Regions from separate parts of the Homo sapiens genome. Here region 1 is linked to region 2. A link is a contact called in ENCODE Hi-C or POLR2A ChIA-PET data. All regions are on one chromosome and are shown on one strand. Each heading gives the region's core, a stretch centred on a gene start or an enhancer-like site at or near the end of the contact. The rest is flanking DNA. Distances are from core to core; before and after follow the strand shown. Region 1 overlaps SMG9 (SMG9 nonsense mediated mRNA decay factor). Region 2 holds the start of ZNF576 (zinc finger protein 576).

What was found. A loop is a pair of places that touch in the nucleus more often than their neighbours do. ChIA-PET counts read pairs that join two places held with the same protein, here RNA polymerase II (POLR2A). Pooled maps may share reads with other maps.
Region 1: a loop to region 2 is called in a pooled map, with 10 times the contacts of the local background. The contact joins the enhancer-like site here to the promoter of ZNF576 in region 2. A Hi-C loop is called at or near these places in 4 of 50 pooled maps. POLR2A ChIA-PET finds 5 or more read pairs at or near these places in 7 of 52 experiments (GM10248, HEK293, PC-9 and 3 more).

Annotation. Positions count from the first base shown.
Region 1 is chr19:43,723,287-43,729,153 of GRCh38, forward strand. It overlaps SMG9 (SMG9 nonsense mediated mRNA decay factor), which reads right to left. Exons shown (of 14, transcript NM_019108.4): 14 at 4,697-5,867. Among named protein-coding and RNA genes, the nearest start is that of IRGC, 10 kb to the left of the region's middle. Within about 2 kb of position 3,630, at least 5 of the 41 ENCODE cell types and tissues checked have a DNase peak (open chromatin) inside an H3K27ac peak, as active enhancers do.
Region 2 is chr19:43,594,528-43,600,532 of GRCh38, forward strand. It overlaps ZNF576 (zinc finger protein 576), which reads left to right and starts at 2,068. Exons shown (of 3, transcript NM_001145347.2): 1 at 2,068-2,216; 2 at 2,567-2,666; 3 at 4,304-6,005. The coding sequence starts at 2,582. The coding sequence ends at 4,731. It overlaps IRGQ (immunity related GTPase Q), which reads right to left and starts at 1,607. Exons shown (of 3, transcript NM_001007561.3): 1 at 1,455-1,607; 2 at 282-813. The coding sequence starts at 811. RefSeq lists enhancers at 231-1,027, 1,213-1,282, 1,683-2,102.

The sequences.
Region 1 (5,867 bases), core at 2,380-4,879, 130 kb after region 2:
AAATTAGCTGGGCGTGGTGGCAGGCACCTGTAATCCCAGCTACTTGGGAGGCTGAGGCAGGAGAATCGCTTGAACCCAGTGGGCATAAGTGGCAGTGAGCCGAGATCATGCCACTGCACTCCAGCCTGGGCAAAACCCCATCTCAAAAATAAATAAATAAATAAATATGAAAGATGTGGATACAGAAGTCAATGCCCTTTAGTTTGGCAGCACAGGGATTGGTGAGAAGGACTTAATGTGGCTCTTTCTGGTAAGGCTGGATAGAATTCTTGCGTACGTGTCTTTTCCAATAGACAAAGTCGCCAGGCTGCAGATCATGGTGTTGTAGGTCTTTGTCTCCTATGATTGTGCTGTGGAAAGATTGTTCTATCAAAATATGATTTCTATCCATTGCTTTATTAATGCCTTTACCTTAGTAAGGCTTTATTAATATTGAAGTATGTCTGTTTTGTTTTTTTTTGTTTTTTTGTTTTTGTTTTGAGACAGTGTCTCCCTCTGGTGCCCAGGCTGGAGTACGGTAGCGGGATCTTGGCTCATTGCAACCTCTGCCTCCCGGTTGAAGTGATCGTCCCGTCTCAGCATCCCGAGTAGCTGGGACTACAGGTGCACACACAACTACACCCAGCTAATTTTTGTGTTTTTGTAGAGACAGGGTTTTGCCATGTTACCCAAGCTGGTCTCGAGCTCCTGGACTCAAGCGATCCCCTTGCTTCAGCCTCCCAAAGTGTTAGGATTTTACGAGTGTGAGCCACTGCACCCAGATGGATATGTCTCCTTTTATCAATTAAGGGTCAAAAGCAGAGGAGGCCAAGTGCATAGGATGGCCTGTGACTATTTCCAAAGGTGAAAGTTTATGAGCCCCAAAGAGAGTGGCCCTTAGATTTAATAATACCAAAGGAGGAACTTAGGTCAAGGAAGGTGTAGATAAATTCTGCCAACTGGGTTTTTTGTTTTTTTGTTTTGAAATGGAGTCTCACTCTATCACCTAGGCTGGAGTGCAGCGGCTTGATCTCAGCTCACTGCAACCTCTGTCCCCTGGGTTTGAGCAATTCTCCTGCCTCAGCCTCCCAAGTAGCTGGGATTATAGGCGTGTACCACCACACCTGGCTAATTTTTGTATTTTTAATAGGGATGGGGTTTCACCATGTTGGCCAGGCTGGTCTTGAACTCCTGATCTCAAGTGATCTGCCTGCCTCAGCCTTCCAAAGTGCTGGGGTTACAGGGGTGAGCTACTGTGCCCGGCCATCCAACTGGGTTTTTATAGTTCCCCTTGTTTGTTCCACTGAGCCAGAAGATTGGGGATTGTAGACAGTGGAAATGCTGAGAAATTGGCCAAACTGAACTCACTTGTTTTATTATATGGCCAGTAAAATGGGCTCCTGATCACGATGTACTTCAAGGGGAGTTCCCTAGGTGGGAATACTTTTTTTCCAGGAGAATTTTGGCCACAGCTGAAGCAGTGGCTTGTCTACCAGGAAAGCCTCTACCCAATAGGAGAATGTGCAAACTGTTACTAGTACATATATATATATATATATATATATACACACACACACACACACACACACACACACACACACACGGAAGTGGGTAGTTGGATAAAATCCATTTGCCAAACCTTGAAGGGCCCATTAGGTAGATTAAAATGTCCAGGATCGGGATGTACACATTTTCCTGAGTTAAACTTACGGCAGGTGGCACAAGTGCCAAATAGGCTTTTTTTTTTTTTTTTGGCAGCTTTTTTTTTTTTTTTTTTTTTTTTTTTTGAGAGAGGGTCTCATTCTGTCACTCAGACTGGAGTGCAATGGCACGATCTCCACTCACTGCAGCCTTGATCTCCTAGGCTCAGGTGACTCTCCCACCTCAGCCTCCCCAGTAGTTGAAACTACTTATTTTGATATTTTTAGTAGAGACACGATTTCCCTATGTTGCCCAGGCTGGTCTCGAACTCCTGGACTCAAGCAATCCGCCCCCTTCGGCCTCCCAGAGTGCTGGGATTACAGGCCCGAGAGCCACTGCACTTGGCCAGTACAGCTTCTTTTAATGTCACTCCCCCTAATATTGTTTCATAAAACAATTTGTAAGTTCCCCAGTGGGTCAGATTATGTACTGTAGTTAAGAATATTGACTTGGAGAGAACTGGTTATCAGGCCTTAAACACAGCTTTTTTTTTTTTTTTTTTTTTTTTTTCAAATCATTGAACTAGCAGTGTGATCTTTCCAATTTTGTTCTTCCGTTTCTGGTGCCCAATTTTGTGCATCTTTGGTAATCATTTTTAGATCACCTTTTGGTGGCTCTTTTAGCTGGGCCTCAAGAGAGATTTGAGGAACCGAACCTTTAACAGCAGCATCCTTTGCGGCATTATCAGCCAAGACTGTTTCCTCTAGCTTCCGCAGAGGTTAACCTTGAATGTCCGGGAGTTTCCATAATAGCCAAGGCAGCTGGCAGCTGGATGGCATCCAGTAAGTCCCGTACATAGGATCCATTTTTAATTTGACCTCCAGTGGACGTGAGTAAACCCCTTCATTTCCATAGCAGTCCAAAATCAGGAGCAACCCCAAAGGCATATCTACTATCTGTATAGAGTAACAGATTGCCCTTTCACGAGGAGGCCAGCAAGGGCAGTGAGTTTAGCTTTTCGTGCAAAAGTAGCCACAGGGGCCAGGCGCAGCAGCTCACACCTGTAATCCCAGCACTTTGGGAGGCCGAGGTAGGCAGATTACTTGAGGTCAGGAGTTCAGGAAGACTGGCCAACATGACGAAACCCTGTCTCTACTAAAAATACAAAAAAATTAGCTGGGCATGGTGGTGGGTGCCTGTAATCCCAGCTACTCGGGAGGCTGAGGCAGGAAAATTGCTTGAATCCAGTGGGCAGAGGTTGCAGTGAGCTGAGATTGCGCCACTGTACTCCAGCTTGGGCAACAGAGCAAGACTCCATCTCAAAAGAAAAAAAAAAAAGTAGCCACAGGTAAGGGGCGGCTTCAGCAACTTCGAAGGAAGTGGTAACTACATATCTTACACAGTTTTTACCATTGTCATCTTTCAGATACGATCCATCTATATCCATAGTTCAGCCAGTTCAGCATTATCTAGCGGAAATTCTTGTAAACATTTTTTAGGGAATCAAAAGATAGTGTCAAACAGTCATGGAGAGCTGTGTGCAGTGGCTCACACCTGTAATCCCAGCACTTTGGGAGGCCAAGGTGGGTGGATCACCTGAGGTCAAGAGTTCGAGACCAGCATGGCCAACATATAGTGAAACCCCATCTCTATTAAAAATACAAAAAATTAGCCAGGGGTGGTGGCGGGCACCTGTAATCCCAGCTACTCGGGAGACTGAGGCTGGAGAATCACTTGAACCCGGGAGGCCAGAGGTTGCAGTGAGCCGAGATTGCGCCACTGCACTCCAGCCTGGGCAACAGAGCTAGACTCCGTCTCAAAAAAAAAAAAAAAACAACCTGTGGGCCTATGCCTGTATTCCCTTAGGCTTTCCCATGGTGGTTGTGGATTGGCTATTTTAAAGAAAACACGCTTGAAGGGGGAACTTATTTACATCGCTCTGATGTTGACCATCCCATAGGGCCATGGTCAGCCACTGTAGGATGTTGTTGGATTTTGGATTGGTGAGATGAGGAACAAGTGGGCTAAACTGCAAGCCACAAGGGGAAGGGGAAGTTTTACTAGGCCAAGGTGATGAGGTTTCGTTGAGTTTCAAACAATGTATGTCAGGCCTAAAAGTGGATGCCAAGGCAGCAAGTATATTGTAACACATTTATGACAGGCATGCAGAGGGATTGGAGAATGGGTAACTCAGGGTGAAAATACTCCCTCCCCTGTTCTGCTAAGGGTCACCACGTTCTGAAGCTGGAGAACTAGGGGTCAGGCAACCCATGGCAAGTACAGCCCAGCCAGCCCTCAGCCAGTTCAAGATACTGATGCTGTCGTGAGAGGCAGCCAGGGCTCTGACGGAGGCCCGCAAGATGGGGAATCTGCCAGCAGTTGCTGCCAAGTTGCAGGCCACACTTTGTTCACGGGAGAATGCAGGCTGCACGCTGGCACTACCAAGGGCACAGGCTCAGGCAAGTTGACCTGTCAATATCATGAGAGGCTACGAAATAAAGACCCTAACTCAGCCTGCATGGCTGTGATAGAAATGGCTGTGGACCCTACACCCTACCCGCACCCACGGTCATCATCAGACCGGCCAGGCATAGGCACGCCCACTTTTTAGGCTGACAAGTACCTCCAGCAGGTGCTGCTGGACCGTTACATCCTCATTATCATTGCATCAGAGCATTTGACCACCGGCCATGCCCAGCTGGCTCGCGAGATCCTGCAGCAGGGCGTTTCTCCTTCCTCTGCTCCAAGATGGAGTTTGCCACCCCCAAAGCTGCCACCCCAGCACCTTCTCTGAGGAGAGTGGGCTCAGCCAGATCCTGGATGGCTGTCAACAGTAGCTGGAAGGTCAGGGACATGCTCTGGGGTACTGGTGGCAGAGAAGGAGAGCCTGGACCCTTGAGATACTGCCCACCCCTTCCCCTTCGTCTTCCAGCAGAGGCCCAGAGTGGGAAAAGAGGTCACCCCCGGTACCAGCGCATGACTGAACTAGACTTTGTAGTGAAATAATGCTTTTTAGCTGCCATTCCCTAACAGTCGGCACTTCTCAGTCACTGGTGATAGAGACCAATCGCTTGCATTAAGGAGAAAGAGTATGTATTGGCTCATTTATTTGCAAAGTTAGAGGATTGCAAAATGCTATGTGCCCAATGCAGACCTGGCACCTGTGGATGATGGTGGCATTTAACATTTATTGAGGCTCAGCATAGGTCAGGCACTGATATGGTTTGGATCTGTGTCCCCACCAGATCTCATGTCAACTTGTAGTTTGTAGTCACCACTGTTGGAGGTGGGGCCTGGCGGGAGGGACGGCATCATGGGGGTGGTTTCTCATGGTTCAGCGCCAGCCCCTTGGTACTGTCCTCACAATAGTGAATCTGTTGTAAGAGCTCGTGGTTTCAAAGTGTGTGCCACCTGCCCCCTCTTGCTCCTGCTCTGGGCATGTGAAGTACCTGCTCCCAGTTCACCTTCCGCCATGATTGTAAGTTTCCTGAGGCCTCCCCAGAAGCCGAGCAGATGCCAGCACCATGCTTCTGGTTCAGCCTGCAGAACTCTGAGCCAATTAAACCCCTTTTCTTTATAAATTACCCAGTCTCAGGTATTTCCTTACAGCAATGCAAGAACCGACTAAAACAGACACCATTATGAACTCAATTAATCACCACAACACCCCTAGGAGGTAGGTACAATCATCACCTTATTTTGCAGACAAAACAGATGCCCAGCAAGCTTTAGCAACTTGTCCAATGCCACACAGGTGGTAGATGGCAAGGCTGGGATCTGAACATAGGCAGCCTGGCTGCAGGGCTGACATTCTTAGGCCAAGTGCTGCGCTCATGACAGGCGCTTGAGCCCAGGCAGCTGCCAGCACAACATGGCCTGCTCCAGTGTAGAAGCTGATTGAGCGGTGCTCATGTTTCCTGCAGTGGAGGGTGAGAAGGATACCAATGTATTCCTGTGTCTGAATTGAAAAGCGTGAGTTCCACCTGCTGGGAATGATGAAGGGACTGGAGAGCCACAAGCAGCAGGCATTCCTGGTGGCCAGGCCCATCTTGCAGCCCATCCTAGAGCAGAAGGCCTCCCTGCAGCAGTATATCTAGCTGGTGTCCACAGTGGCCTGCTGGCAGCATCAGCCTGAGTCCTCTGCTGGATGTAAAGGGGGTGGCGGGTGACCGGTACATACTTACCCACTGTTCAGAAGGCTACTGCCAGTTTGACTCCTCTGTCAAACTGCCTCAACGAGCCAGCCC
Region 2 (6,005 bases), core at 818-3,317:
GTGAGAACCTGTCTCAAAAAAAAAGGCCGGGTGTGGTGGTTCACGCCTGTAATCCTAGCACTTTGGGAGGCTGAGGCGGGAGTATTGCTTAAGGCCAGGAGTTCAAATTCAACCTAGCCAACATAGCGAGACCCTGTCTCTCAGGAAAAAAAAAAAAATAATAATAATAGAGCTAAGCCTTGCCCCAAACTCACTGGGGGAGGGATCTCATGGACCTCCATGGTCGCACCTAGGTGCCTAGGGTCTCGACTAACGGACCCAGCCAGAAAGCCGGCACTCACCTCCGCAGCGCTTCTGCCTGGCTCTGCAGCGCCGCCCGGAGGCGCTCTAGCTCCTCGCAGCCGTCGCTGCTGCCGCAGTTCGCCGGTAGCACAAACAGATCCGCAGCTCCTAACCCCGCGCTGTTCAGCAGAGCTGCTGTCTGATCACGGGCCTGGGCGGCAGTCTGTGAATCCCCAGGACGGAGGTTCCGCACAGCCAGTAGCGGGGTCCCTCGGGCCAGGGCGGCCAGCGCTGCCTCTCCCAGGGCTGGAGCCAACGGTTCCCCGTTCCCCTCGGGTCCGGGCAGCACCAGTACCAGCACGTTGGCTTCCGCCGCCCAGGGCCCCGGCGCTGCGGGTGGGCAGCTCAGCTCGCCCAGAAAAAGGCCTGGGCCCGCAGCTCTTAGGCTGGGAACCCCGGAGTCCGGCCGTCCCTCGGGGGCCTCGAGCGTCTCCACATCCTTGTCGCACAGCGCTGCGATCAGCGCGGACTTCCCCAAGCCCGGAGGCCCCAGGAACAAGGCGGTCACGTCACCCTGCGGCGGAGGCATGGCTGGAAAGCAACGGGTAGAGAAGACCTGGGTCAGGGAGCACCTAGCCTTTTCCTTTCCTAGCCGCCCCACTCGGAACCCAGGCCTCAGTCCTTCACCCTGTCCCCTTCGGTTCTTGAGTGTCACTCTCCAGGACCTAAAAAATCCAGAGCCCAGACCCTATTCCCCCAGAATCCCAGGCGTCCTGTCTGTCCGCCCTCCCTCTAGATGGAAACGTTTCCCTTTCTGCTTCAAAAACTCTGAAATCAGGCGCGGTGGCTCATGCCTGTAATCCCAGTGCTTTGGGAGGCCGAGGCCGGAGGATCGCTTGAGGCCAGGAATTCGAGACCAGCCTGGCCAACATGTGGGGGGACTCTCTGGTAGAGTCTCCGTCTCGATAAAAAATAAAATTTAGCCGGGCATGGTGGTGTGCGCCTGTAGCCCCAGCTACTCGGAAGGCTGCGGCGGGAGGATCGCTTGAGCCCAGGACTTGGAGGCTGCAGTGGGCCGTGATCACACCACCGCACTCCAGCCCAGGCGACAGAGCAAGACCCTCTCTGAAAAATAAATAAAAATAAAACCTCAGAAATCTGGCTTCCAGTCCCTCCTCCCTCGGACACATTGTTATTTTCATCTTTCCCCTTCCCCCTTCCAAATCACCAACCGAGCAAAAAGCCGACCCACGGGAGAGAGCGCAGTCGGTGGCAGTAGGTCAGCAGCTGAGAAGCCCGGCCCCTGGGCCGCGGCGGACGGAGGCCGAAGAGGCCAGGGAGCGGTGATTTAGAGATGCCGGGACCCGTCCCGGTAGCTTTAACCTGACGTCACTCCCTCTCCCAAGGGGGTGTGTCTTGGAAGGCCGACAGCAGAGACCCAGCCCTTCGCCGCGCCTGCGCAGAACGGCCGAAGTGTGCACGCCCCTCTTTGGCGGCCTCAGGGCCTAGAACAATGAATGAGTCAACGCGCCTGCGCGCCACGAGAGCCTACCCACGCATGCGCAAAAGGCTTAGCTAGCTAAGCCGCGGGAGGCTGAACGTCATCAAACGCGCCATAGGGCAGAGAAGGACCCCTCCCGTTATTTTGAGGACCGGGCTGGTGCGACTATACTACTGCCGGATGGCAAATCCGGGATCTCGGCTCCGAGAGGCTCATCTGGCAAAAGGGCGCGGAAACCACGGGGGCCCTGAGACTGAGTGGTCCCTATCCCACTTCTCTCTGGGGCGGCGCTGTAGCCAGCGGCTGACAGGCGCAGCGAAAGGCAGCCCTCTGCTGTAAGGAGGAAAACTGAGGCCTGGGAGCAGGAACCTGTAGGCAGCGCTTGAGGGTAGCGGGATAGCAGCTGCAAGCGCGCGTGGGAGGCGGGGGCTCTGGGCGGAACAAAAATCACAGGATGTCAGAGGATGTTTCCCGGGAAGAACTGGGATAAAGGGTGGGTATCACTACCTGCCCCAAGACACTTGAGATTGGGATGACGCTGGTGTCAAAGATCAAGGCTTCCACGCTGAGTTCAGGGAGTTAGTTTGATGCAGCAGGTCATAGGTCACACCAGTGAGAAGACTCTAGGGGAGTCCCAAACCCAGGAAATCCAGTCCTTTGGGAGGTTTGAAGCTTCTTTTAGCAAGAACTCCATCAATTAGAGTTCAAGGAGATAGTATGTCGTAGGGGTCAAAGGCAGGCAAGGAGAGCCTCTGGCGATGTCAAAGGTCATAGACTTAGGGTGCCCTCTAAGACTGGTAACAGATGAACAGCTTCACTTATGCACGCTCCTCTCCTGACTAGAAGGGTCCCAGCACCATGGAGGACCCGAACCCTGAAGAGAACATGAAGCAGCAGGATTCACCCAAGGAGAGAAGTCCCCAGAGCCCAGGAGGCAACATCTGTGAGTACACATGGCTGGCGGGCTAGAGGAGGGTGGGGTGCAGGAGCTGATGCTAAGATCTCTGTGGCACTTCGGTGTCCAAGGCGCCACAGAGTTTTGCCTGTTGAGAAGGGGCTGTAATGGTCCCTGAGCTGCTCTAGCAGGAAGTGCATCTCCTCACACCAGCTTATGTGGCCAGAGTACTCACCCTCCTCTGGCCACATAAGCAGGATTGCAATGCTTATGCATTCAGAGGGATAGGGTGGCTTCCAGGAGAGGCTTGGGTTGGAGATGTGGCTGGGAATGGTTCTATTGGGAGAGAAACCCCAAGATTCTGGTCCCAACTCTGCCCTAGACTTTCAGTGTAACTTGGGCCTTGGTTTCCTTGACTGTCAAAAGAGGGTGGTACTTCCCACCTCACAGGGTGGGTATGGGATTAACTGCAGCAAAGGGGAAAGCTAGGGGTTAATGATGGTAGCCAGTTTGACATGTAATAGCAACACCTCCTGCTCAGTGTTTTATTATGAGCTAGGTGTATTTATTCTCATATTATGAACCATTTTAACATTCATTATCTCATTGAGTCCTTCTAATAATAGGCCCTTTAAACTGGGAACTGAGGCAGAGAGAGGTATTTGTAACAAGAGCTGTAGTCTCAATGCCCTTGAGCCAGAGACTACCAGGAACACACCTGCAGTTGAACACGTTGGGTTTCTCACTGCAATGAACACAGACCATGGGGGGACTGTGGGGTGTCTCACTAAGAATGGTAAAAACGACACAGGATTTGGGCTTGTGGGTGGTGATTTTGGGGAAGGTTCAAGCAAAATTGTTTTGCTCTGGATTGGATGCTACCAGGAAGCAGGGGCAATTCTATGATTGGCTATCGTAATAAATCTTACCCAGAAGGAGGAAGGAAGGAGGCGAGGCTCAAGCTCTGACTGATAAAGCAGCAGCAGACATTCACATTAGCCAGGATAGGAGGATGTTTGGTCATTTTTCTGCTTGGACAGTATTCATATTTTGTCTGTGCTCAGACATTATGATGATGTAGTCTTGTCTTGATTCATTTTAGTCACAGCGTGGCCTTGTCTGTCCTTGATATTCTGTGAAAATTTATGTTCAACAGAACACCAAGGTCTAGCTGTGAGTACCAGGCCAGATCCTGGATGTCGGGCTGGATTTCTCTGTATCATTAGTCATAATTGCAAATGACTGTACAGCAATTCATTTATTCCTTCCAACGGTCCTATGGAGTAGATACTGTTATTAGCCCATTTTCCAGATAAGGAAACTGGTGTAATTGCCTAGGAAGTGGTGGAGGTGAGATTCAATCCCAAGCAGTCTGGCTCCAAAGGCTGTGCTGTAATCACCATACCCCTCTGTTGGGCAGGCTGACTCTCTGGGTTCCAACCCTGGCTCCACCATTTCCTTTCCTAGCCTCATGACTATGGGCAACTTGCCTAACCTCTTTGAATCTCAGTTTGCTCATCCATAAAATAGGTGCAAGAACAGTTCTCCTGTTTGGTTGTCCAGCATTAGCATAGAACCTAGCACATAACACATTCAATGTTAATTGTTGGTGTGATTCTGGGGTTCAGGAAGAGGTCTTGGAGACTCCTGCTGGCCTCCCCTGACCTCTCCCCCACATTCCTCAGGCCACCTGGGGGCCCCGAAGTGCACCCGCTGCCTCATCACCTTCGCAGATTCCAAGTTCCAGGAGCGTCACATGAAGCGGGAGCACCCAGCGGACTTCGTGGCCCAGAAGCTGCAGGGGGTCCTCTTCATCTGCTTCACCTGCGCCCGCTCCTTCCCCTCCTCCAAAGCCCTAATCACCCACCAGCGCAGCCACGGTCCAGCCGCCAAGCCCACCCTGCCGGTTGCAACCACTACTGCCCAGCCCACCTTCCCTTGTCCTGACTGTGGCAAGACCTTTGGGCAGGCTGTTTCTCTGAGGCGGCACCGCCAGATGCATGAGGTCCGTGCCCCTCCTGGCACCTTCGCCTGCACAGAGTGCGGTCAGGACTTTGCTCAGGAAGCAGGGCTGCATCAACACTACATTCGGCATGCCCGGGGGGAGCTCTGAGTGCAGCTTAAGCCTCTCCACGGTGACGGGTGGCTCTGTGGCTGGTAGGACTCACCCATGATATGGGGTGCAGGAACTCTGGGGGCCCTGAAGGATTTGCTTCCCTCCCCTGGGAAGGCAGAGGGCTCTTAATAAAGAGGACCCAGAAGATTCTTATTTAGAGCTTCAGTCTTTGGAGCACACAGGGCCTTCGTGAGACAGTGAAATCAGATAATAATGAGATCTTTTGTTAAAAAAAAAAAATGGGAAGGGAGTGCGGGAGAGAAATGGTTTGTGTCTCCCTTATTCCCAGTTAAATACCTAGCTGCAGATTGTGCCATCACCCTTCATTCTTCCCAGATGGATGCCATGGGCTATGGGAGCAAATTGCCCTGGACCTTTGCCTGAATGGGGGCAGGAAAGGTGAGGTGTTGCTGGCCTGTAATGCCACCAGGTGAGTTCCAGATGTGGAGCAACTTGGGCTTTTGGGGATGGGGCAGCAAAGTTGGGAGCTGGACCCCAATTGAGTGGGGGTAGCAATTGGAGTCCTTGTGTCTCTTTTCCACCCCCTGCCATCCTCACTTAGAGGGGCCATGGCACTAGATGGCACTAGTCCCCCGATAATTTATGTCTCGTTGAAATAATTTTGTATATCATTCTAGTCCTGAAATATTTTTTTCATATGTGTAGGTGAAATGGTATGAATAAGCTAACAGGAATAGTATCTAAAAACAGAAAACATCCATATTAAAATGTCTAAACAGGGAGCTCTGGCTTTTGAGTGGGAATTTCCAGAGAACATAAGGGTGTGGGCAGGTGGGGGAACTCAGGCCAGAGTTGGCCTCGCTTTGTGGGGAAACTGGTTTGGAATCAAACAGAGATACCTTCTGTTTCGGGTTTTATTTGGCCAACACTGGGAGATTTCCCATTAAGATCCTATTTTCAGCTCTCTTGAAAGGCCCAACCTAGGCTGACATTGTCAGCAGGGGCAGGACAGAAGTTACAACAGGCTGGAGGGAGCAGTGGGTGTCACCCTCAACTGGAGATGAGTCCCACCAGGCCAGTTTTACCCCCTTAGTTACCTGCCCTGCACCTGCAGACAATGGTCGATGCCTTGCATATAATACTTATAGACTCTGTTTATGTTGAGGGATGTTTTTAAAGCCCACAGGTGAGGTGGATGTGGTAGACTGATCACTGTCTCTGTTTTTAGCTAGGCACACAGTAGCTGAAAAGACTGCATTTCCCAGATTCCTTTGCAGCTAGATGTGGCCTTGTGACTGATTTCTGGCTAA